2 separate regions of the Homo sapiens genome follow, and region 2 is linked to region 1. A link is an interaction called in ENCODE POLR2A ChIA-PET data of the cell type or tissue named here. Cell type or tissue: GM12878. All regions are shown on one strand. Each heading gives the region's core, and the rest is flanking DNA. Links, peaks and the distances in the headings are about the cores only.

Region 1 (12,436 bases), core at 5,519-9,518:
AGCTAACACAGCTACAAAAATGGTACCATGAGTTATAATTCTTTTATCATCATTAACTTCAGAAACCACTGTCAAGTGGGGTCTGCCCCCCTCCCTCTTAGGCCTCACTTTCACCAAGCAGGTATGGGCAATGCTTCCATGATTCAAAGGACCAGCTGTAAAATTTGAGCCCGTTTTGGAGGAAACCACATATTGTCATCATGATGTTGAAGCCTCCCAGCCTTCCCAGGTGGCTGCACTGAGTAAGAGAGCCCCTCCCTCACTTCTGGCCTCTGTTCCCACACCCTCCTACCTAACCTGATGTGACTATCAGCTGACCAAGATTCTACCTTAGAACAATCTCCTTTGCACAGGGTTCACTCCAGCTCCTGGACAGCTGAAATTTAAATCTTCCTCAAGAATTTTTATTAACTGGATAATCTCAAGTCTTGTAATTTTGATCAACCAGAAATCTTTTTCAGAGCAAGGATTATCTATTCAACACTATTCCAGGCTACAAAGGCCGCAGAGGAAGAATACAATAAGACCCTTTACCTCAAGAAGCTTAGAAGAGTCAAACTTCATGAATCAACAGCCAACAACACCAGATGACACACATAAACAAGTGTAAACTAGAGCGAAATACAAATAGATCTATAGAAGAGAACAAACTCGGAGTATCCTGGGGCAGCGTTGGGGGGAAGTGGGCTTGTGTTAGCCCTAGAAGGCTGGATAGAGCTCAGACAAGTGAGAATTGGGGCATTCTAGCAAAGAGGCAAAATAAGAGCATAGGAATGGTATGACTTCCTGGTAGGTCTGTGAGCAGAGGGGCTACTGGGGAGTAATGAGGAAGGGAGTGGGCTAGGTGCAGTGGAATTAGTGAAAGTTTAGGTTTGATGTTACAGAGGAAATGAGAGTCATTTCTCTCCCGTGAAACTATTACCCTGTTTTAATGCTTATCTCTCCTGAGCTCTGCAAGGATTCCCAATGCTAACCAATGCCTCCTCTCTTGGCTTAAGTGACAATGACACTACCCTCTCTGGCCCCACCTTGGCTTTCTTCTCCCACCATCCCTGTCAATTGTGGTATCTGCCCCCTTTTCACCATCCACAGTGCCTCTCAGACAGGTACTTCTCCCAGGCCCTTAGCTTCAGCTACACCTGTATCCGCTGATTTCCAAATTTGCCTCCAACCAGATCTTTTCTGAGGTTTGAATTAAAATATCCAACTTCTCTAGATGTGTCCAAAAGAATGTCCCCCATGGGCACTTCAGACTCATCTCCAGACATTTCCTTCAACCCAGACTTGACTCGTCCCCTACATCTAATCAGAATCGAGGTTTGCTGATTTTATCTCAACATTTCTGGAAGCCATTTGCCCTTTCCATTTCTACTGCTCTCCCTTAATTTAGGTCTTCAAAATTAACTTATGTTAATGATGACAATAGCAGTCTCATAACTGACCTTTCATCATCAATAATGGCTCTCCTAACTCACATCCCCAACCCTCACTTCATTCTCCAAATCACTTCAGGGCAACAGTTTAAAAATGGAAATCTGATTATCATTCCCTCCTCAAAATTCTTCAACAGCTCACCATTGTTTGTTTACAATACAAATTCTAAGCCCTAATTATTCAAACAGATCCTTTCTCTGTTTTCCTTCCTATTCCAGCCTCCTCTCCCAGAGCCCATACCTCTAAGGCCAATTTGTTGGCCCAGATCTTAATACTCTTAATACTGGGAGTTCTTGACACTCTATCTCCCATGCATGCAAACTCAGTACCCTCTAGCCCAGCAACTCTGGGTCATTTTCAACACTCTAACTAGAAGTCGGCTCCACCAGGAAGCTTTTCTTAACTCCCAGACTGGCTTAGGGCTCTCTCCAGCCTTCATTAGACTCTGGCCTTGCCTCTCCCAGTTTTCTTCATTCATGGAGCTGGGTTCGTTTGTTTACTCCACTTACTTTCCCATTAGCCACCAGCTCCTTTAAAGGCAGGGACTGTTAGGTGCAGAAGTCCCCATGTTGAAAATAATATCTGGCATATAGAAGACACCTTATAATTATTTACTGAATGAACAGTTCTTTAGGCCCAGGCTCATGGCACCAATTTCTTTCTCTTCTGCAAAGGTGAAGGAAAAAAGAAGTAATGGTTTGGGAGTCAGGAAGTCTGGCTATTAGTATTTGCTCTACTCAGGTGTGTGGCTATGCCTAAGACAATCAATTACTCAGTGTCATTGTCCTCATAAAAAAGGGTGGGTGGGTGAGAGGAGGTGATTTCCTGTCTATCCACTTTTTAGGAAGAAAACAGAATGAATAATAACAAAATGGTCAGTAATGGAATAGTACTTTCAAGAGGCAAAACATGTACATAAAGTCCTAGTAATATTTCAAATAAAGAGCCCACTGAAGGATATAACTTAGTAAAAATAAATCTATCCACACGTATTTTCTACCTTATAATTGATTTTAATGCAATTTTTTAAAATCAAAAAGGAATATTATTTGTTTTGTAACACTCCTGGGAATCATCATAATACTGCCTCCCTGGGTCAGGTCTGGGCTGAAAGACATGTTTGAAAATGTTGAGTTTGAAGTGCCCATGGAGGACATTCATTTGGACACATCTAGAGCAGTGGGATATTTGAACTCCCCTATCTCCTTTAAGGATTTTTAATTAGAGTCAGATTATAATGGAATTGGAATTAAAAGTTCTATTTACTGAGTATATGTACCATGAATTCACTTAATGTTTATAAGAAAGTGTTAAAAAATGTTGAATAATGCCTTGCATTATGTAGGGATCTAATCTTTTTTTTTTTTTTTTTTTTTGAGACGAAGTCTCGCTGTGTCGCCCAGGCTGGAGTGCAATGGCGCAATCTTGGCTCACTGCAACCTCCGCCTCCCGGGTTCAAGCAATTCTCCTGTCTCAGCCTCCCAAGTAGCTGGGACTAAACTGCAGGTGCATGCCACTATGCCCAGCTAATTTTTTGAATTTTTAGTAGAGACAGAGTTTTACCATATTAGTCAGGCTGGTCTCAAACTCCTGACCTCAGGTGATCTACCCACCTCAGCCTCCCAAAGTGTTGGGATTACAGGCGTCAGTCACTGTGCCCGGCCGGGATCTAATCTTAAAAATTTATCTTAGAAGCGCCTTTCAAATTTTTTTTTTAATGGAAAGAGAAAAATGGGGTAAAAATCCCAAGTTCATGGTTAAAAATCTGACATTTTAGCCAAAAATTGTGCATTTAGGTGTTCTTTTTAAAAGTAAATCACAGAACTAAGCTAAATACAGATGTTCCTTGACATATGATGGGTTATAGCCCAGTAAACCCATTGTTAAGTTGAAAACGTCTTAAGTTGAAAATGCATTTAATGCACCTAATCTACTGAACGTAACCACTCTTAGCCTACACTACCTTAAATGTGCTCAGAACACACACTTAGCCTACAGGTGGGGAAAGTCATCTGGCAACAGAGGACACCGTAGGGTACTGGTTGTTTTGAGATCACATGGCTGACTGGGAGCTGCAGGTTACTGCTGCTGCCCAGAATTGCTAGAGTATTTCACCACCTATCACTAGCCTTGGAAAAAATCAAAACCCCAAATGCAAAGTATGGTTTCTATTGAATGTGTATCACTTTCACACCATCCTAAGTTGGGGATCATCTGTATTCTTAAGGTTTGGTTTTGTTTTCGTAGTTCTGACTGATGGAAACTACCTAAAATGCATTTCCTTTTCAGTAACTTTCAATAAAACAATGAAATGACACGTTTTTGGTGATAGTTGTTATCCCCTGAAAACACAGTAAAAATACGTGAAGTACCCATAAAAGACCATTTAACTTTCAGAGAGGAACTATATCGATAAGCAGAGCAGCACCTGGGCACGTCTCCTATCACCTGAGAAACAGGTGTAACCGTGTCACTGCACTCACTGCTCCTGGCCAACTCCTCCATCTGCTGGGTTCCCTCTCATTGGCCCCTGTCTGAATTTGAGTCCTTATTATCTCTCACAGGAACCTCTGTAGGATACAGGAGGCCTTCCTGGTCCCCTACCTGTGCGTCTCTTTAACTGTCCCCAAAGCATCTCCCACTCTGACACTTTGTGTTCCAGTTATTCTGCCATCCTCTCAGGACTTTGTGCTTCTATGCATGCCTGGAATGCCCACACCACTGATGTCCACTGGCCAACTCCTACTCATGCTTCATGTCCCATCTCAAATGGTCCCTGTGAAGGCTTCCCCTCAGGTGCTCCTTCACCTAACTGCCACTGCACTTAAAGTCCTTCATTATAGGACTTTCCTTACTGTATGCCTACATGGTTTGCATTATATGTCTCTCTGACCACTAAACTGCAAGATCCTTTGAGGGCTGAGAATATTTTTATCATTAGCATTGTGCCTATCACATTGATATTCCAAGAAATCACTGAATGAACGAATGAATGAATGAATGGAAAGTGTCCAAATCGACCAGGTACAGTGGCTCACACCTGTAATCCCAGCACTTTGGGAAGCCGAACGGGGAGGATAGCTTGAGCCCAGGAGTTCAAGACCAGCCTTGGCAACACAGCAAGACTCTATCTCTAAATTTAAAAATTAGCCAGGCATGGTGGCGCACACCTGTAGTCCCAATTACTCAGGATGCTGAGGTGGGAGGATCACTTGAGCCCAGGAGATTGAGGCTACAGTGAGCCATGGTTATGCCACTGCACTCCAGCCTGGACAACAGAGCAAGACGCCGTCTCAAAAAAAAAAAAAAAAAAAAGAGAGAGAAAGTGTCAGAATAATAGTATCAAACACTTATATGATGTTTAGCACATACCAGACAGTGTTTTGGGTGCTTTGAAAATATTAACTTATTTAAACTTCCCAACAATACCTGACACCAGTACTATTATCATTCCCATTTCACAGATAAGGAAACAGTTACAGAGAGATTACATAACTTGTCCAAGGCTGCACAGTATGTGATAGATCCAGGAGGTGACTAAGCAGTTGACTCTAAAGTCTGCGTTCTTAACCACTATGCCTCAAAAAATGCCCTCTATGACTAAACCCCAATATTTTTTGATATACAACTTCAAATATGCTGCTGCAATACTGCTTTGCTTCATTAACAAAAATAACTTGCAGTTGGCCTTACAAAAACAATCAGTACTGCAAAGTTTCTCAGATCTTTGACACTGAGTTTACTTGTAAATCAGATTCCAATACTCCCTAAGAGAATAAAATGTGACTTCCACAAAATCTGAGTGGAATCTATCAAATAATCCAAATAGGTCTATTAGCCCAGATAAATATGATCATAAATCTGATGGGCTTCTTTCATATTAAAGAGACACATGGTTTGTTGTGGCTAGCTTTACAGAACTGGTGTAGTGAGACATTCCAATCATAAACCTGAGGTCATTTATCAGCCTACTAATGGAAAGCACAATGACAATGAGATCACTAAATCTGCTATGCATATAGCAAGCTACCTAAAAAGCCTTTCCCAAATTAACAAAGTGGGGAATTAAAGAAAAGCTCCATATTTGGGAAACTGGCATTGTTTGGTACTGAAGACATTTTATCTGGATGACAAATAGAAGCACTCCAAAGCAATAGTGTTTCCTGACCTATTACAAGGATGCTATGTGAATCTACCACAAACTTGGAATAGCTGATTCCCTGGAAAGAACACTGGGCAAGAAATTAGAAGTCCCAATGTTTAGTTCTAGCTCTATCACTATGTGACACTTTTTTTTTTTTTTTTGAGATGGAGTCTCGCTCTGTCACCCAGGCTGGAATGCAGTGGCGCGATCTTGCCTCATTGTAACCTCCGCCTCCTGGGTTCAAGCAATTCTCCCGCCTCAGCCTCCCGAGTAGTTGGGACTAAGGGCGCACACTGCCACACCCAGCTAGTTTTTTTTGCATTTTAGTAGAGACGGGGTTTCACCGTGTTGCCCAGGCTGGTCTCGAACTCCTGAGCTCAGGCAATCTGCCCGCCTAGGCCTCCCAAAGTGCTCTAAGTGATTTTTAAGCAAATTATTCAACCTCTCTATGCCTTGGTGCCCTTGTCCTTAAGATGGGGGTGTAATCTATATAAGCTCTAATACTGTAAAATTCTGTAATTCATCTGGGCTATGTTTTGCTTTGTACTGAACATCAAGCAGCATGCTGGAATCACCAACAAACAGATCCTGTGACATCACTTCATGTCACTGTGTGTGGGACTCACACAGATGGTAGGAAAGTGACCTGCTGGTTGTTGGATAGAGGACAAATGAGCAGCAATTCCTATCAAAGGCAAAAGAAATGCTTCCAGAATTCACAGAAGCCCAGCTTCACACATCACTGCATAATTATAAATGGCTGCAAAGGAATAGCAGCCAAAATGACAACTTGGTGTCCATTTATAAGGACTGGAACTGTGCTTTAAGCAGCCTTTGAGCCAGAGGTGGAGTTGGAAACAGTCTCACATGCCTCAGGATCTCCATAGTCGTTAAGTGAGAGAACTCTGGGCTCATACTGATCTTTATAGCTACATCTTCCAAGGAGCATATCACTATTTGTAAAGTCATATTTGAAAGAATGGCACTACCAGTGCAATCCTGTTATTAGCAGAGATCATTTGAACATCGATTCAGATTCACCAATGGTCAGTGCATATTTCCTCCCTATATTTAACAAAACCTAACAAACAGAATTTCGACATCCAAAAATGGAGTATTTGATTGTGTAAATTAAGATAAATCTATAAAATAGAATACTATGCACTTATTAAAATAACTAGCATATTTACATTTATTGTTATACAAAGATACACATGATATGTGAGCTCCATTGGTTTTTCACTGTAGTCTCCACTGCACTTAGAAAAGTGATGGACTAGCACATTGTACATTCTCAAAAAAGATTTCTTGAATGAATAAATGAGTCAAAGACATGTAAAGGAAAAAACAAATTTAAAGTATGTGTTCCGCCCAGCCCTATTTTTGTAATCATACAAACATGGTACAGATGAAGTATGGAAGTGCATATAATCAAAACAATATAGCTATTGCCATGAAGGGATTGTGGGGAATTTTACTTTTCTTCTGGAAATACTATCATTATCGTACTTTTTAACAACAAACATTTACTACTTTTGTAATTGGAAAGCAAAAGTTAGTACTACTCTGCAAATAGGAATATTTGACATAAATATGCAAAAATTGGTAAAACCTAAGTTGGTAAAATATTAAGACCCTCCCCAAGAAACACCCCAGCATTATAAAGGAATACACCCATACTTGCATTTTTCTGTGAGCTCAACTAGTTAGCATACCAAATTAATTATTACGAGTAACCTAACTATACTTGCCATAGGGTAAGCTATTGGTCATGGGGGGTTTAAAGGGAAAAAAATATGTAACATCTACTGTTAATGCAGCAAAGATGTTCTCTTAGATTGGAAAAGCCAGTATACACAATATTGTCAAAAGACCTTCCCCACAGCACACAAACTCAAACGGCATTAATACGTGAGTCACTTCCTGACCATGTGGGTTTGTGGTACGGCTGAACCGTGCCTATAAAAAAAAAGTAAGGTACACCTTTTTGCCACAGATCTGGCAGCAAGATGTGTCCTTCTGGGCTCAGTGAGCTCTCCACTTATGAATCTTTTCCTCTGTGGTGCCCTATAATATTCCTAAGAGGAGAAAGAAAAGACAGCCTTAATTTGTTGCTGTGCCCTGGGAAAGATGAGCAGAGCAAATTTCCTCTGAGTGCCTTTTTCTCTTTATCTAACTAGAACCCTCTAGCTAGAATTTCTGTCTGTTCTGTCACTTCCTATACTTTCCACATCTCAGCTAATCTCACTTGAGAAAGTACTGGTTTCAAAATGCATCATTACAGACAGAGAATGCATCTGCCACATGGAATAAATAGTATCTGTGTTTAATCTGTCGAGTGGGAGAAGTCAGAGGAGCTGGGAACAATTTACTGGGAGAACACACTGAGCAGTCTCCAGGCAATCAACAGTTCAGGTGTGAAGATCATGTTCTTCTGAGGCTTCTTGTTTGAGTAAAGGTAAACTTTGCTGTCTGAAACTCCCACTAATTAAAGCCTAGGGACAGGTGTCTCCCTGGACTTTCTACATGAGTGTAACTATCGGCTTCGTTAGGTGTGGTTTGGCTTCAGTCAGGCAACCTCTCAACTAGATCTAGCTTCTCACCGGCAGGAAGCTTCATCACTGATCTGCAAACCAGCTGGGACCCGGGCCAACCCGGGTGAACGTGAAGAGAGCTGCTCATTTCCACTGGCAGGAAATCAATCTTGGAAATGCCCTTTCCACAGCAGAAAATCAGATAACAAATCGAGCTAGAGTTTGGAGCACCATATAAAGAAAGCTGTGTTCCCTAGCAATTAAACATTAACTCTTCTGCAGTGACAACAGTACACTCTCCTGGTGGTTCTAAGACCCAGCAATTTTATTTGCTATAAAGAGTCAAGCAAGTCACTTTATTCTTCATTTCTCCTTAGATATCTCCAAGGCCTTAGTTCAATTCCAAATCACCACAAAGCCTTCTCCAGGCCATCTTGATTCCTCCCCCGCCCCCAACCCTTATCTATCTATTCCACATATTTTGGTAAGGAGAACATCAGGCTTGCCCATTACTTCACTACTGTGTGTGTAGAGAGCCTTCTCTCTTCTGCTTATTGAATTGCAAGCCTCTGGAGACAGGAACACTGGCTTACCTATGCTTTATTTCTATCAGCAAACAGTCAGAGGAAAGATGTCCCCAGAATGTGTCAATAGATCATTGTTCAAAAACAAAGTGAATGACTATCCTTTGCCTGCTTCTAAAGGTAAAAACCAGTGAGATCTAAGAAAACGAAAATGTGGGTTTTCAAAAGAAAACACCATTTGAGTTGGATCTTATTTATTTGTGTGGTTCATCCACTTGCTAGGTATCCGCACCAATATTTAAATTGCTGGCTGAATTTCTAACCATCAGCTTGTTTTTGGTCTATCATCTCCTACCATTTGTCATTTTTATGACCAAGAATGCCTAAGCAAAGACTTAGGAAAAGGAGGGGCCAGGCAGAGAAACATAATGTAAAATAACACTGGAGCACTGTTAGAACTCGTTTTTATTCTTGTTGCATACAAAAGGCAGAACAGACTGTCCTGATTGCCTGAACAAGCCACACACTTGACATCGCCAATGTTATTGTAGCCTGCTGTGCCTGGCAAAACCCACTTCTCTCTCAAATTCAGGCTCAGATATAACCCCTCCCCTGTGAAGCTTAGCGACAGCCTGAAGTAGAACTCATCATGTCTTATTAAGCCCTCTGTCTTTGTCCATTCAGGGTGCTGTAAGGAAATATCAAAGACTAGGTGGCTTATAAACAACAGAAATCTATTTTTCACAGTTTCTAGAGGCTGCAAAAGTCCAAGATGAAGGCACCAGCAGATTTGGTGTCCAGTGAGGGCCCACTTCTGGTTCAAACATGACTGTCTTCTTGTTATGTCCTCACATGGCAGAAGAGGCAAGGGAGCTCTCCTGAGTTTCTTTTATAAAGGCAGTAATACCATTCATCTAGGCATTCATCTAGGTCAGTGGTCCCCAACCTTTTCAGCACCAGGGACCAATTTCATGGAAGACAATTTTTCCACGTATGGGGGCTGGGGGTTGAGGAGTATGGTTTCATGATGATTCAAACCCATTACATTTATTGCTTTTTTTTTTTTTTCCTGACACAGGGTCTTGCTCTGTTGCCCAGGCTGGAGTGCAGTGATGCCAACTCAGCTCACTGCAACCTCCACCTCCCAGGCTCAAGCCATTCTTGTGCCTCAGCCACCCAAGTAGCTGGGATTACAGGCATGCACCACCACACCTAGCTGATTTTTGTATTTTTAGTAGAGATGGGGTTTCGCCATGTTGGCCAGGCTGGTCTCAAACTCCTGACCTCAAGTGACCCGCCCACCTTGGCTTCCCAAGGCGCTGGGATTACAGGCATGAGCTACCGGATCCAGCCTATTTCTATTATTTTTACATTATAATATATAAGGAAATAATTATACAACTCACCATAATGTAGAATCACTGGGAGCCCTCAGCTTGTTTTACTGCAACTAGACGGTCCCATCTGGGGTGATGGCAGACAGTAACAGATCATCAGGCATTAGATTTTCATAAGGAGAGTACAACCTAGATCCTTTGCATGTGCAGTTCACAATAGGATTGGCACGCCTATGAAAATCTAATGCTGCTGCTGATCTGACAGGAACTCAGGCAGTAAAGCCAGCAAAGCAGAGCGGCTGTAAATACTGATGAAGCTTTGCTTACTCGCCCACTGATCACCTCCTGCTGTGCAGCTCAGTTCCTAACAGGCCACAGACAGGTACTGGGGGTTGGGGGATCCCTGATCTAGGTGATCACCTCCTAACGGCCCCACCCCCTAATATCCTTACATTAGGGGTTAGGATTTCAACATATTAATTTGGGGAGACACTTCAGTTTATAGCATCCTCTTAGCATTATGCTATAACTGGCTATACATGTGTCTTCCTTTATATTAAATTGTGAAATTCATTGGGTTGCATAAGGAAGTTATTCAAAATATTTTTTCAAAGATTTTAGCTTGTGTTACTTGATTGTGAGAATAACTGAGGTACACTGAATTTAAGTGACCTATTCAAAGCCCTAAACCAAATCAACAATAAGGTATGGGCAGACCCCAATAATTCTGACCCGTGTCCCAAGAGTCCAGCCAACTGACTGCGTCTTTGTGAAAGAACATCTATCAGCTGTGAATGAAAAGGAAGTATTAGATGAGAAGATAGTGCTTGTCCATCTCTGAGCTGCTGATGGACTAGGAATCCTGGCTCACTGTAGTGACCCAGGAGCACTATCCAGAGCCTTCTCTCCCAAGACATCCCATCAGGGCTCTTTCCTAAGGGCACCCCTGAAGACCCTGCTCCACTTCCCAGTGTGGCCTTTTCTGTAATTAGAAGTAGTAATTAATAATCAGTTGCAGAGAAGTGAGCCAAGATTGTGCCACTGCACTGCAGCCTGGGTGACAGAGTGAGACTCCGTCTCAAAAAAAAAAATCATTAGTTATTCCATAGAAGAGCTTCATTTGAAAAGTCAATCTACTCAGTTCAGATCAGTAATTGTAAACTATCACAAAGCTACAGCTTTCATCTCCATGATATTACAATTACCTACCTGCCTAACCTGTAGTATCTACAAAGGTTGTGATTGTTTATCACTCAGAATTACTTCATTTTAAAAATTTTTCAACTTTTCTTTTCTATTCAGGAGGTATATGTGCAGGTTTGTTACAAGAGTATATTGCATGATGCTGAGGTTTGCGGTATGACTGAGTCCATCATCCAGGTAGTGAGCATAGTACCCAACAGGTAGTTTTTCAACCTTGCCCCGGTCCCTCCTTCTCCCTTCTTGTAGTCCTGTGTCTATTTTTCCCTTCTCTATGTCCATGTATACCCAATGTTTAGCTCTTACTTATAAGTAAAAACATGTGGTATTTGGTTTTCTGTTTCTGCATTAATTCACTTAAGATAATGTTGCTGCAAATTCTGTTTTACAGCTCCACAGTATTCCATTATGTGTACATACCACAATTTCTTTATTCAATTCACTGTTGATGGGCACTGAGGTTCATTCCTAGGTTGATCTTTGCTATTTTTGAATAGTGCTGTGATGAACATATGAGTACATGTGTCTTTTTGGTAGAACAATTTGTTTTCCTTTGAGTACATACCCAGTAATGTGGTTGCTAGGTCAAATGGTAGTTGTGTTTGGTTCTCTGAGAAATCTCCAAACTGCTTTCTTCAGTGGCTGAAATTAATTTACATTCTCACCAACACTGTATAAACGTTCCCTAACCTCTGCAGCCTCACCAACACCTGTTATTTTTTTTTAATTTAAATAATAGCCATTCTGACTGGTGTGAGATAGTATCTGGTTGTAGTTTTGATTTGCATTTCTCTAATGATTAGTGATGTTGAGCATTTTTTCATATGTTTTTGGCCACTTGTCTGTCTTCTTTTGAGAAGTGTCTGCTCATTTCCTTTGCCCACTTTTTAATTGAGTTGTTTTTTGCTTGGTGATTTAAAGTTCCTTATAGATGCTGGATATTAGACCCCTGCATAATGTATGAATATTTTCTCCCATTCTGTAGGTTGTCTGTTTCCTCTGTTGAAAGTTTCTTTTTTGTTTTGAGACAGGGTCTCACTCTGTCACCTAGACTGGAGAGCAGTGGTGTGATCATGGCTCACTGTAGCCTCAACCTTTCCAGGCTCAGGTGATCCTCCCACTTCAGCCTCTCAAGTAGCTGGGACTACCTGCGCACACCAGATGCCCAGCTAATTTTTTGTATTTTTTTGTAGAGAGTGGGGTTTCACCATGTTGCCCAGGCTGGTCTCAAACTCCTGGGCTCAGGCAATCTACCCACCTTGC
Region 2 (12,436 bases), core at 5,190-9,189, 94 kb after region 1:
CCCTGAGCTTCCACGGTTACCTGGGGGAAAATTTCATTGACTTTTATTAGGAAAGTCACACACACTCACACATCACTGTACCCAACTCAACTCAAAGGCCTCCACCACCCTCAAAGCATGCTTTCAGCATCAAGCTCAGGGGGGACTGCAACATCTTGCACAAGCTGTCCTGCAAAGGAGAGCCATTGCTGCTGTGCTTGTGGCTGAGAGTGAAGAGGCTGAGCAGGTGGCTTCCCTGGCCCAGACCATGCAGGTCAAACTGAATCAATATTGGAGAACCAAAGCAGGTCATCTGTTCTCTGTTCATAGAGCCAGATGCTTGATCTCTTAGAGCCCACAGGACCAGAGCTCTCTCCACATTGTCCCATCTTCAGCAGGACCTCTGAGTGGGCAGACATCCCCGACAGTTGGAGGCAAACCTTCCTGATGTCTAAGGAGACATTTTACTTTATCTTTGAAAAGCTGGCCACACATCTTCAAAGGAAAACCATCCACATAAAATTGCCTCTGTCTGTGTCTCAGAAAGTAGCTACTGGGTTGCATTGCTGGCCTCCCTGGTGCCTCTGTGTCTTGCTGCTAAGTTCCTTGGGGTAGACAGATCTATTGCTGAGCATGCCTTCTATGAGGTTGTGGATGCCATCTGTGCTATCGCCTGGAAAACCAGCCTGACTTTGAGGAGGTGCTGAAAGATAGCACAGATAGAGAAGTTCTGGACCAAAGATGGCTTCCTAATGTGTGCTGGGGCTTCTGGAGGTACACATATCGAACTGTCCTGCCCCAAAGGGCAGGAAAGTAACTATTGGAACTGGCATCAATACTTTTTCTGTTAGAAGAAATTTAAAAATTTAATAAAGGAAATGGATAGATAACAAAGTGAACAAAAGGAAAATAAATGTAGGATTTTAATTAAAAGATCCTTAAATGAATTGTGTTTCTTTTTTTTTTTTTTAAGACAAGGTCTTTGTCTGTTGCCCAGGCTAGAGTGCAGTGGTGCGATCATAGCTCACTGTAAACTTGAATTCCTGGGCTCAAGTGATTCTCCTGCCTCAGCCTCCCAAGTAGCTGTAGCTGGGATCACAGGCATGTGCCACTACCCATGGCTAATTAAATGTTTTTTTTTTTTTGTAGAGACGGGGCATTGCGCTATGTTGCCCATGCTGGTCTCAAACTCCGGGCCTCAAGTGTTCCTCCTGTCTCAACCTCCTGAAGTGCTGGAATTTACGGGCATGTGCCACTGCACTTGGCTCTTATGTTTCATTCTGTCTCAGCTTTGAAGCGTGGAATAGATAGGCCTCTGGATCAGGGCTTTTAATGATTATGGCTAAGCCTTAGCTAAAAAAGGTCACGGTGGAGAGGCCTAAGTCTGTGTTTTTATTACCCTTAGTCTCTTCTGTTATTATTTATGTATTCAAAAAGCATTTGAAGGTCTCCTTTATGCCTAGGCATTATATTAAGTCCAGGGTATTCACCAATAATAAAAATGCCCATCATCTTCGGAAAACAGTATGGTGGGTACTCAAAAAATTAAAAATAGAATGATCAGCAATCCACTTCTGGGTATATATCCAAAAGAACTGAAAACAGAATGTCAAGAGATACAGAATGTTCACAGCGGCATTATTCACAATAGCCAAGAGGTGGAAACAACCCAAATGTTCACTGATGGATGACTGGATAAACAAGATGTGGTGTATACATACGATGGAATATTATGTGGCCTGTCTATTATGAAGGAAATCCTGTCACATGCTATAACATGGATGAAACTTGAGGACATTATGCTAAGTGAAACCAATTGCAAAAGGAAAAATACTGCATGATTCCAATAATATGAGGTATCTAAAGTAATCAAATTCGTATGTATGTATAGAAAGTAGAATGGTGATTACCAGGGGCTAGGGGCAGGGGGCAAAGTTGTTGTTTAATGGTGCTATGATCTGAATGTGTGGGTCCTCTCAAAATTCATGTGTTGAAACCTAACTCCCAAGGCGATTATATTAAGAGGTGGGGCTTTTGGGGAGGTGATTAGGTCAGGAGGGCAGTGTTGTGGTCAACTATCTTCAGGGGCCTGTTGATGGCTGGCTTCTCCATGATAGTGAGCCTGTGTCATATCTCTGCTGGGGCTCAGCAGACCCCATATAGATCCCACTGTTGTGCCTGGGATGGTCCCACTATTTCTTGGCCTGGGAGCATGAGGGCTGAGGCCATTGGTGGAAATTCCAGATTGGTCTTGTTGAAGAGAAGAGCATCAGTCACTTTTTAAAGAAAGATATTTTATTCGAACCACTGCAGTATTGAAGAGAGACTTTAGTATAAACTGAGCTCACCTCCAACTAAGACAATGGTAAATGGGACATTTAAAGGGAGATCATAGAGGTAATTAAAAGGGGGTATGGGGAAGTAAAAAAAAAGAGAGGACAAAGAAAGTCTGGGAAAAATGGAAAATTACAGAAGGAGTGAGTGGAAAATTACTGAAAACTGTTTGGCAAAGTGGGTTGGGACACAGTACATTTTGCAGCTTAGCAGCATTGTGTTTTTCTGAGCAAAGACTTCGCACAGGGGCTGGGGCCACCTTTAGGGACTGCTGTGGTCTGAATGTCTCCCCAAAGTCACATGTTGCAACTTAATCACCAATGTGATAGCACTAACAAGTGGGGCCTTCAGGGGGTGATTAAGTCATGATGGTGGAGCTCTCATAAATGTGATCAGTGACCTTATAAAATGTGATTAGTGACCTTATTAGTGGCTGGAGGTAACTAGCCCCCTTTCGCTGTTCTGCTCTTCTGCCACGTGAGGATACAGCATTCTAGGCACCATCTTGGAAGCAAAGACAGAGGCCCTCACCAGACACTGAACCTGCTAATGCCTTGATCTTGGACTTCTCAGCCCCCAGAACTATGTGGAAATAAATTTCTGTTCTTTTATAAATGACCTGGTTTCAGACATTTTGTCATATCAGCACAAACAGACTAAGACAGGGACACAGTCTAGTGTAGGCAGAAGCCAGGCTGAAGTCTGGTCAAGTCTCTTAGCATAGTGTTTGGGCAAGTCCTTTGTGCTATGTGAAAGTTCACAGTTCACAACTCCTTCCTGCTGCATAGCCTTCCTATTGGGGCAGTTTGGAGGCTGTGGGTCGGTAAGTTTGGAGGATTCCTCTTCTTTCTTTCCAACCCCAGTGGGTGATGGGAGGGTCAGGGTGGACCTCACTTAGCCAGGCTCAACTTGAAAGATCCTGCACCTATTTCTACCTTTATTTCAGAGAGTGGCTGGTCATGCAATAGGTGAGGGACAATGTTATTGAAAAAAGACTCCCAGGGATGCCCCCAACTGCTGCAGAATTTGCTGAGGCTATTGTTTTCATCCTCCTTTAACTGCTGGAGCTCATCAGGGATGCTCCTAGAAAAACACATGCTTCTGTGAAGGCTCCAATATAGTTGAACTTGCTAATGTCCTAGGCCCCTGTGCTCTGCTACCACTTTGCTCAAGCTAGAGCCTAAGGCAGGGAGGAATGGAACCAGAGAGTTGTTCTCCTGGCTGTCATTCACCCAGGCTGTGACCCATCCAGAGACCCAAGTCCTGTCCAGAGCCCAGTGAGACTGGCTGTCTCATGAGTCTATCTCATGGCTGTGTCCTTGGCCAGCCACAGCCACCCAAATCTGCTGACAGGGAGAGATAAGTATGGACCTGTTGGTTTTGTCCTCTCTTGAAGCAAATAGCAGCCTTCCTCTAAGTAAGCCACAGGTGGCTCTGCCCACACGTATCTGCCTCACTGTAGTGTACGAAGACTGTGCCAATATCTCACTGACATTCAGCTTTCCTCCTTACTTGCCTCCACCTCAATATGGCTGTCAAGCAGCTCACTGCTGCCCGGTGAGCAGGTCTTGTATGCTGGTTGGCCAATGAGGAAATGGGCCCAAGGTGAGCCAGCTGGCCTCCAGGAGACATTGCACCCCATGTCTTCATGAGAAAATCCCTTGAGCTACAACTTAACAGAACAGATTGGTTCCCACAGTGCAGTTGACAGAAATATCTTGCCAGGCTAGACTTCTTGCTCTAGTAAGACAGCACCACCCCACCCACAGCTGTAAGCACAGCTGATTTCTTTTGAAAAGAGAGGATTGTGGCCGGGCGTGGCGACTCACACCTGTAATCCCAGCACTTTGGGAAGCCAAGGCAGGTGGATCATCTGAGGTCAGGAGTTTGAGACCAGCCTGACCAACATGGTGAAACCCGATCTCTACTTAAAAATACAAAATTAGCCGGGCGTGGTGGCGCATGCCTGTAATCCCAGCCACTTGGGAGGCTGAGGGAGGAGAATCACTTGAACCCTGGAGGTGGAGGTTGCAGTGAGCCGAGTTTGCACCATTACACTCCAGCCTGGGCAACGAGAACAAAACTCCATCTCAAAAAAAAAAAAGGGGGAGGGAAAGAGAGAGAAGTTTGTTACCACAAAGACCAGGGCTGGCTTTGGCAGGCCAGGGCTGGGTGTGAGGGAATGCTTGTAGGCCTCTATGCTTCGGCCTGGGACAAAGCGGTGGGAAGGATATGAAAACTTGGTATCAGGAACTGCCACATTCCTCTCCTCTATCCTCTCAACCATAGCTCCCTGTCAAACCCCTCACAAAGTAAAAAAAGTCAGGCTCAGGAATTGGTGATACTGATACTTCTGGGGCCCCAGAAAGTTCCTGTTCCCAGACACTGTCCCCAGCCTGTTTCCTTTGTCTTCCTAAGAAGGCACTCTGTGGGCCACCTAGAACTAGTTTAAGTGTCCCAACTTAGAGCCAAAAATGGAAAAAGCATAAAAGTGCCAGATGCGGTGGCTCACGCCTGTAATCCCAACACTTTGGGAGGCCGAGGCTTGCGGATCACCTGAGGTCGGGAGTTCGCAACCAGCCTAACCAACATGGAGAAACCCTGTCTCTACTAAAAATACAAAATTAGCTGGATGTGGTGGCACATGCCTGTAATTCCAGCTACTCGGGAGGCTGAGGCAGGAGAATCACTTGAACTCAGGAGGCGGAGGTTGCAATGAGCCAAGATGGTGCCATTGCACTCCAGCCTGGGCAACAAGAGTGAAACTCAGTCTCAAAAAAAAAAAAAAAAAAGGAAAAGCATAAAGGTTTACAATTTTGAGGGCCTGAAAGGGGGACCATGAACTCAATGAAGCAAAAGAGAAAGGCTGGGAGGGCTCACAGAACAAAAGGAAGCTGTATGAATGGAAACAAGAGGGCAAGAAATCAATTAAGATCTGAAGTTGTGTATTCAGTGTTAATTCAACAGACATTATTAAGGCCTACTCTGTGTGTGTCAAGCACTGGGCTAAGTGCTCAGGGTAAGAAGCAGAACAAGACATGGTTCACTGGAGTAAACAGGCATGTAAACACTAATTGCAATATGATGAAAGAAGCACCCAGTGAAAAATGTCAAAGCAAGAAGACTAGGTTGTTCCATCCAACTGTCATTTATAGGGATATGGTGCTGGCGGCTTCTGTGTGAGCAAAGGCAATTGGGAGCCCTCTACCACAACCCTTTCTCCTTCTTTCCCCTTCTCCCTTTCTATCCTTATCCTTTTCTTCTGTCTCTTCTTTCCTCCTCCTCTACTGCCATAAAATGGCACCTAAGGGTACTCACTAATTCCGTTAATAGAACAGAGTTGAATACAAGTGTCCCCCCTCATCTGCAGTGTTGCTTTTCTTGGTTTCAGATACTCACAGTCAACTGTGGCCTGAACATATTCAATGGAAAAGTCTAGAAATAATTCATAATAAATTGTCCTTCATTCTGAGCAGCATGATGAAGTTTCTTGCTGTTCCCTGTGTTCTGCCTGGGAGGTGAATCATCCCTTTGCCCAGTGTATCTACCCCCCATTAGTCACTTAACAGGGTCTTGGCGATCACATCAACTGTTGAGGTATCGCAGTGCTTGTGTTCAAGTAACCCTGTTAGAACAGGCAGATGGTTAGATGTGAGCATGAGAGGGAGCCCCTGGAGGAGGAAGTGCTGGAAAATCTAGCATCTCAGAGACTGCCTGAAACATGCATGCTAAATATGAGCAGAGAGGAGGGGAAATACCGAAAGGAATGTCCCCTCCTTGAGGGGACACTGAGAAATGTTACTTCTTCAAGGTATGCAAAAAGGAATACCCTGAAACTCCCCTTAAGATGCCCAGTAATCGCCTGTAATCCCAGGACTTTGGGAGGCTGAGGCGGGTGGATCACTTGAGGTCGGGAGTTTAAGACCAGCCTGACCAACATGGTGAAACCCCGTCTTTACTAAAAATACAAAAAATTATGCCAGGCGCAGTGGCTCTCGCCTGTAATCCCAGCACTTTGGGAGGCCGAGGCGGGTGGATCACAAGGGCAAGAGATCGAGACCATCCTGGCCAACATGGTGAAACCCTGTCTCTACTAAAAATACAAAAATTAGCTGGGCATGGTGGTGTGTGCCTGTTGTCCCAGCTACTCGGGAGGGTGAGGCAGGAGAATCGTTTGAACCCAGGAGGTGGAGGTTGCAGTGAGCCGAGATCGCACTCGGGCATGGTGGCGGGCACCTATAATCCCAGCTACTCGGGGGAATCGCTTGAACCCAGGAGGCGGAGGTTGCAGTGAGCCGAGATTGCGCCACCGCACTCTAGCCTGGGCACGACAGAGAGAGACTCTGTCAAAAAAAAAAAAAAGCCCAGCAATCGTTCATTCTGTGGTTAAACTGTCAGAAAGTAGCTAGCTACATGCTAATAGGAGGGGGAAAAGAGCAAAAGGGGAATTCCTAAGAGATACACATGAGCAATAAGTACAGATTTGACCTTCCTGGGGTGGTGGTTATGAGACACACTGCCATTAGGTAGGATTCATATGGATCGCTGGGCCCCAATCATGCACATTAACCAACAGTAAGGGAGGGTCCCATAAGCCTGGTCGGGAAACTAGATGGGGACAAAGGCAGAGACTTAAGACAGAAGCCAGGAAACTAGACAAAGACAAAGGCTTGAGACAGAGGCCAGAACTTAAACAAAAAGTCCAACGTAATAAAAACTGCATTGCAGAACTCTTGGGGCTGTTCCCAGCCAGGTCAGCCCACTCCTCTCTTACAGTGTACTTTTATTTCCATAATAAACCATTTTTGCTTGCTTCACTAATTGGTCTCTTGGCTGAATTCTTTTTGTCGAGAAGACAAGAACCAAGGAGCCCCACACTTCCCTACAACAACCCTTATTAAATTTAATGCTGGCCCAAAATGTAAGAGTAGTGATGCTGGTATATCATAATTTTCTATTTTATTATTGGTTATTGTTTTTAATCTCTTACTGAACCTAATCCATAAATTAAACATTATCATATGTATAGCAAGAAATGTAGTATATATAGGATTTGTACTATCTGCCATTTCAGGTATCCACTGGGGGCATGGGAAGGTTTTGCTAACCCCATGTATTAGTCCATTTTTGAGTTGCTATCAAGGAGTTCCTGAGACTGGGTAATTTATAAAGAAAAGAGGTTTAATTTGCTCATGCTTCTGCAGGTTGTACAAGCATGGCACAAATGTCCACTTGGCTCCTGGTGAGGGCCTCAGGAAGCTTACAATCATGGCAGAAGGTAAAGGGGGAGCAGGCACATCACATGACGAGAGTGGGAGCAAGAGAGACAGATAGGAGGTGCCACACACTTTAAACAACCAGATCACAGCAAGAACTCACTTATCACCAGAAGCATGGTGCTAAGCCATTTGGTGAAGGATCTGCCCTCTTGATCCAAACATCTCCTACCAGGCCCCACCTCCAACCTCCAACACTGGGGATTACATTTCTTTTTTCTTTTCTTTTCTTTCTTTTTTTTTTTGAGACAGAATCTTGCTCTGTCATCCAGGCTGGAGTGCAGTGGCACATTCTTGGCTCACCGCAACCTCCGCCTCCCATATTCAAGTGATTCTCCTGCCTCAGCCTCCCGAGTAGCTGGGATTACAGGCATGTGCCACCACGCCTGGCTAATTTTTGTATTTTTAGTAGAGACAGGGTTTCACCATGTTGGCCAGGCTGGTCTTGAGCTCCTGACCTCAAGTGATCCACTTGCCTTGGCCCCCCAAAGTGCTAGGATTACAGGCACGAGCACTGCACCTGGGCTGGGGATTACATTTCAATAGGAGATTTGGAGGGGACAAACATCTAAACCACATCACCCTATTCTAAGGAAACAGGAAATGGGATATCCAGCTCCTTAGTCCTCTGCTGTGGGGAGGGCATTAATAAAATGTTAGATTATTATTTTGTGGACAGAACTTTCCTAATCAACAAGAAACCAAGTTTAATTCCTAAGATCTAAACCAGTCAGATAGAAATAATCCAACACAAAGAAAAGAGGAAAGTATTTGGATAGTTTGGCCTAATGTGTTCCTTTTGAATTTCAGTTTTTATTTATAAAAGATAATAGCTTGAAACTATTATCAGTTTCAAACAGAAAATGGTTTGAAACTCACACTCACTACCCAGATTTTGTATATGTTAACATTTTGCTTCAAGTATTTTTTTTTAAATAAAATATTTATACTCAACCAAAGACCTGCCCTTCTTTTGTCCCTCTTCTATGAGTGGGTTTGTGTCATTCATCCCAGGAATATTGTTATATTTTGCTATATTTTTGTGTTAGCAAAATAAATAGTAAGTTTGTATGTTTTGAAACTTTATATAAAAAGGCCTAATACTGTGTATATCTTTTGTTACCTGATATTTTCACCCAGTGTTCTCATATGGTAGCTCCATTAAACTTCTGTATTCTACCAAAAAATAAACTAGTTCATTGCTTATTTATTTCCATTGTATTTCTTGTGCTTTCTACTTACCATGCTTTTCTTTAATTTTTTCCACCTCTCTTACTATCTTCTGTTTATTTATAGTGTTTTCTTTGTTTCCTTTTCCTCTACTACTTTAGAAATGATACATTCTCTTTTTATTTTTCTAGGCTTTATCCTTAAATTTTTAACACAAACAACTGCCTTCAAAATCTGCATTCTCCTCCCAAATAATACAAAGATCTTAGATTTTTAACTTTGATTGGCTCTAGTCACTTGCCATGTTATTATTGTCTAAAGCTGTGCTAATACAATAGCTACTTGCCATATGTGGCTATTTAAATTTAAATTAATCAGTGTTAAATAAAATTAAAAATTATTTTCCTTAGTTGCATAGCCACATTTCAAATGTACAATAGTTACATGTGGCTAATGGCTACCAGATTGGGCAGAGCAGATACAGAACTTTTCCATCATTGAAAAAAAAATACTGCAAGACAATCCTAGTTATTTACATCTAGTTTTTAACTCTCTGCCTAGTCATTATCATTTATTTATTTATTTACTTATTTATTTTTGAGACAGAGTCTCACCCTGTCGCCCAGGCTGGAGTGCAGTGGGGTGATCTGGGCTCACTGCAAGCTCCGCCTGCTGGGTTCACGCCATTCTCCTGCCTCAGCCTCCCAAGTAGCTGGGACTACAGGCGCCCACCACCACGCCCGGCTAATTTTTTTTGTTATTTTTAATAGAGACGGGGTTTCACAGTGTTAGCCAGGATGGTCTCGATCTCCTGACCTCGTGATCCACCCGCCTCGACCTCCCAAAGTGCTGGGATTATAGGTGTGAGCCACTGCGCCCGGCCTTCTAGTTATTATTATTAGTATTGATTTTTACAGTCAAGACTTTCTTAGATTTACCTTTGTGTTTACCAATTTATTTGCTTACCATCGTTTTTTGCATTTATAGGGATATAAAATATAAATCCTAAGCAAAGAATATTAAATTATTTTTCATATTATATCTCCATTTCCCCCACTCTGCCATCTCATGAGCAATTTCCTCAGCTCCATCTCCTAGTTTATCTCTTTTCAAATAAGTATGCTCTGCTTTCACCCAGTCCATTAATTTAGTCTTTCAATAATGTATTTTTGAATCTTAAAAGTATGATTTGCTCAAATCTACTTTTCTTTGAGGGTCTTGTTCTGTCCTGAGTATTTCTCTACCTTTAAAAAACATTTCATTTTAAATATGTTAATTTTAGAGTGTAATCGATTTTTCTGGACCTCAGTTATCTAAACTATGAAATGGAGCTTTAGACTAAATGGCCTGTAAGGTGACTTCCAGCTCTGAAATTTTAATATGTACTCTGACATTCATTTATTTTTTTAATAAATATTGTTGGAGTACTTTGCATTTCCAAGTAATGAAGGTGGCACTGAAGCATGCCAGTGAATAAAGAATGATTATTTTAAAAGCCACCTTCCCCAGACCTCTACAGGCTCTGAGCCAACACCTTCAGTTTTCTCATATCCCCTTCCTGTATTAACAGAGAAACAGGTGGCTGACCAGATGGACAGAGGCCAGGAAAAATTTCCATCTGGGTTTGGTTTCAGATCAGAGATATTTTTTGGAGGCTCATCAAAGAATCCAGTGAAAGGCTGGGCAAAAGAGGTGAACATTAGATCTCTAAGCTTCTCAGATATTTTTGTTTTGATCCTTATAGTACATAAAATGTAAAATTAGAGTTCCAACAGCTTTTCTACACTCTCTAAAACCAGCAGAATACAGGAGGGCTGGAAGAACAGTAACGAAGGACTGTGTTTCTTTTTATCTAAAGATTCCTGAAATTGACCTGGAAGAATGTAGTAAGATGCTGGAAGGGAACTGTGGGTATGATTTGAGGTGAGGGATAGGAAGGATGATTTTATTATATTTCTCTGAAGGGCAAGTGATTGATCAATACAACCATTTCTGCAGCTTGTATCTCACAGTGCCTCACAAGCATCTTTCAGGTTTTGCTCCTGTGTTGTCAAATGTTCGGTGAGTAAAGGATACAATGAGATTCAGTTGTCCCAAGCCCTGGCTTCTATCAGCCTATCACACTGATGGTGTGAATGCTGTGGATAGGAGCTACAGTTTCTCAGGCAAATAACATGGAAACAATTAAAAGAAATATTCAACTCATTTCAAGGAGCATTGGCTCTCCAGCCCCCTTTCTAACCAGATGCAGTCATGAGGCTTTTATAATTTTATTTATTTCCTTTGCTTAGGTTTTTAGAATAAACTTGATTAAGGCATACTTTATGTATACTTTCCCTTATTGAGACATACTTTGTATATGGTACTTTGTTTTAAAATTCAACAAAATACAACTTCTCTTCCTTTTCTATACTGTCCCAGACAAAGTTTTTTTTTTTGAGATGGAGTCTCGCTCTGTCGCCCAGGCTGGAGTGCAGTGGCGCCATCTCGGCTCACTGAAAGCTCCGCCTCCCGGGTTCACGCCATTCTCCTGCCTCAGCCTCGCGAGTAGCTGGGACTACAGGCGCCCGCCACCATGCCCGGCTAATTGTTTTTTGTATTTTTTAGTGGAGACGGGGTTTCACCGTGTTAGCCAGGATGGTCTCGATCTCTTGACCTCGTGATCCGCCCGCCTCGGCTTCCCGAAGTGCTGGGATTACAGGCGTCAGCCACCGCGCCCGGCGCCAAAGTTTTGAAACTAAATGTCAAGGTTGAATTCTTCCTTTGACTACCGATGTTTTGGGAGACTTGACTGTCTCTGAAATTTCTTTTCCTTTGTGTTAACTATAAAACAACTCTTCATTCTAACTAAAGATCTAAATAAAGATCTTTAACATTGTATGCTTTCTGTAAGCCCTCGAGGCACTGTGTCTAATTTATGCTACCTACATATAATTTTTATCCCTCTGTATTAGCCTGTTTTCATACTGCTGATAAAGACATACCCAAGACTGGGTAATTTACAAAGAAAAAGAAGTTTAAAGGCTTCACAGTTCCACCTGGCCGGGAAGCCTCACGATCATGGTGGAAGGTGAAGGGCACATCTTACATGGTAGCAGACAAGGGAGAAATGAGAACCAAGCGCAAGCTGAAATCCCTTATAAAGCCATCAGATTTCGTGAGACTTATTCACTACCACCAGAACAGTATGGGGGAAACTGCCCCCATAATTCAGTTATCTCCCACCAGGTCCCACCCACAACACGTGGGAATTATGCCAGTTACAATTCAAGATGAGATTCGGGGGTGGGGACACAGCCAAACCATATCACCCTCCTTTTCCCTCACTCCTGCTTCTATCCAAATAGCTTTTCTATCTGTCGGTTTTCCCTCTGAAATGTCTTGCCCTCATCCTTTCCTTTCTGATCCACTTTTGAACAACTTTTCCTGGCCTCATTTCTTTTTGTTGTTGTTGTTTGCTTTTTTTTGTTTTTTTGTTTTTTTGTTTTTTGTTTCGCTCTTGTTGCCCAGGCTGGAGTGCAGTGGTGCAATCTTGCCTCACTGCAACCTCCGCCTTCTGGGTTCAAGCGATTCTCCTGTCTCAGCCTACTGAGTAGCTAGGATTCCAGGCGTGCGCCACTATACCCGGCTAATTTTTGGTATTTTTAGTAGAGACAGGGTTTCACCATGTTGGCCAG

Evidence for each region. Peaks named below come from ENCODE experiments on the same cell type or tissue, not always from the same donor. Only the 100,000 strongest peaks of a DNase experiment are listed, where the experiment ranks them.
Region 2: POLR2A ChIA-PET joins it to region 1 with 16 read pairs; 22 of 35 experiments call an interaction of 5 or more read pairs at or near these places.

Annotation. Positions count from the first base shown.
Region 1 is chr6:52,385,647-52,398,082 of GRCh38, reverse strand. All of the region lies in intron 1 of PAQR8 (progestin and adipoQ receptor family member 8), which reads right to left. Among named protein-coding and RNA genes, the nearest start is that of EFHC1, 28 kb to the left of the region's middle. RefSeq lists enhancers at 7,818-8,027, 6,669-9,153, 11,789-11,898. In GM12878, for the core only: no CTCF peak of the experiment used is centred there; DNase peaks (open chromatin) are centred at 7,532 and 8,002; H3K4me3 peaks cover 1,471 bases; H3K27ac peaks cover 3,563 bases.
Region 2 is chr6:52,291,159-52,303,594 of GRCh38, reverse strand. It overlaps LOC124901329 (a long non-coding RNA gene), which reads left to right. Exons shown (of 2, transcript XR_007059609.1): 2 at 1,129-2,931. Among named protein-coding and RNA genes, the nearest start is that of MCM3, 13 kb to the right of the region's middle. RefSeq lists enhancers at 2,370-2,664, 6,640-6,859 and a silencer at 3,740-3,809. In GM12878, for the core only: a CTCF peak has its summit at 5,977; a DNase peak (open chromatin) is centred at 6,754; H3K4me3 peaks cover 1,015 bases; H3K27ac peaks cover 2,632 bases.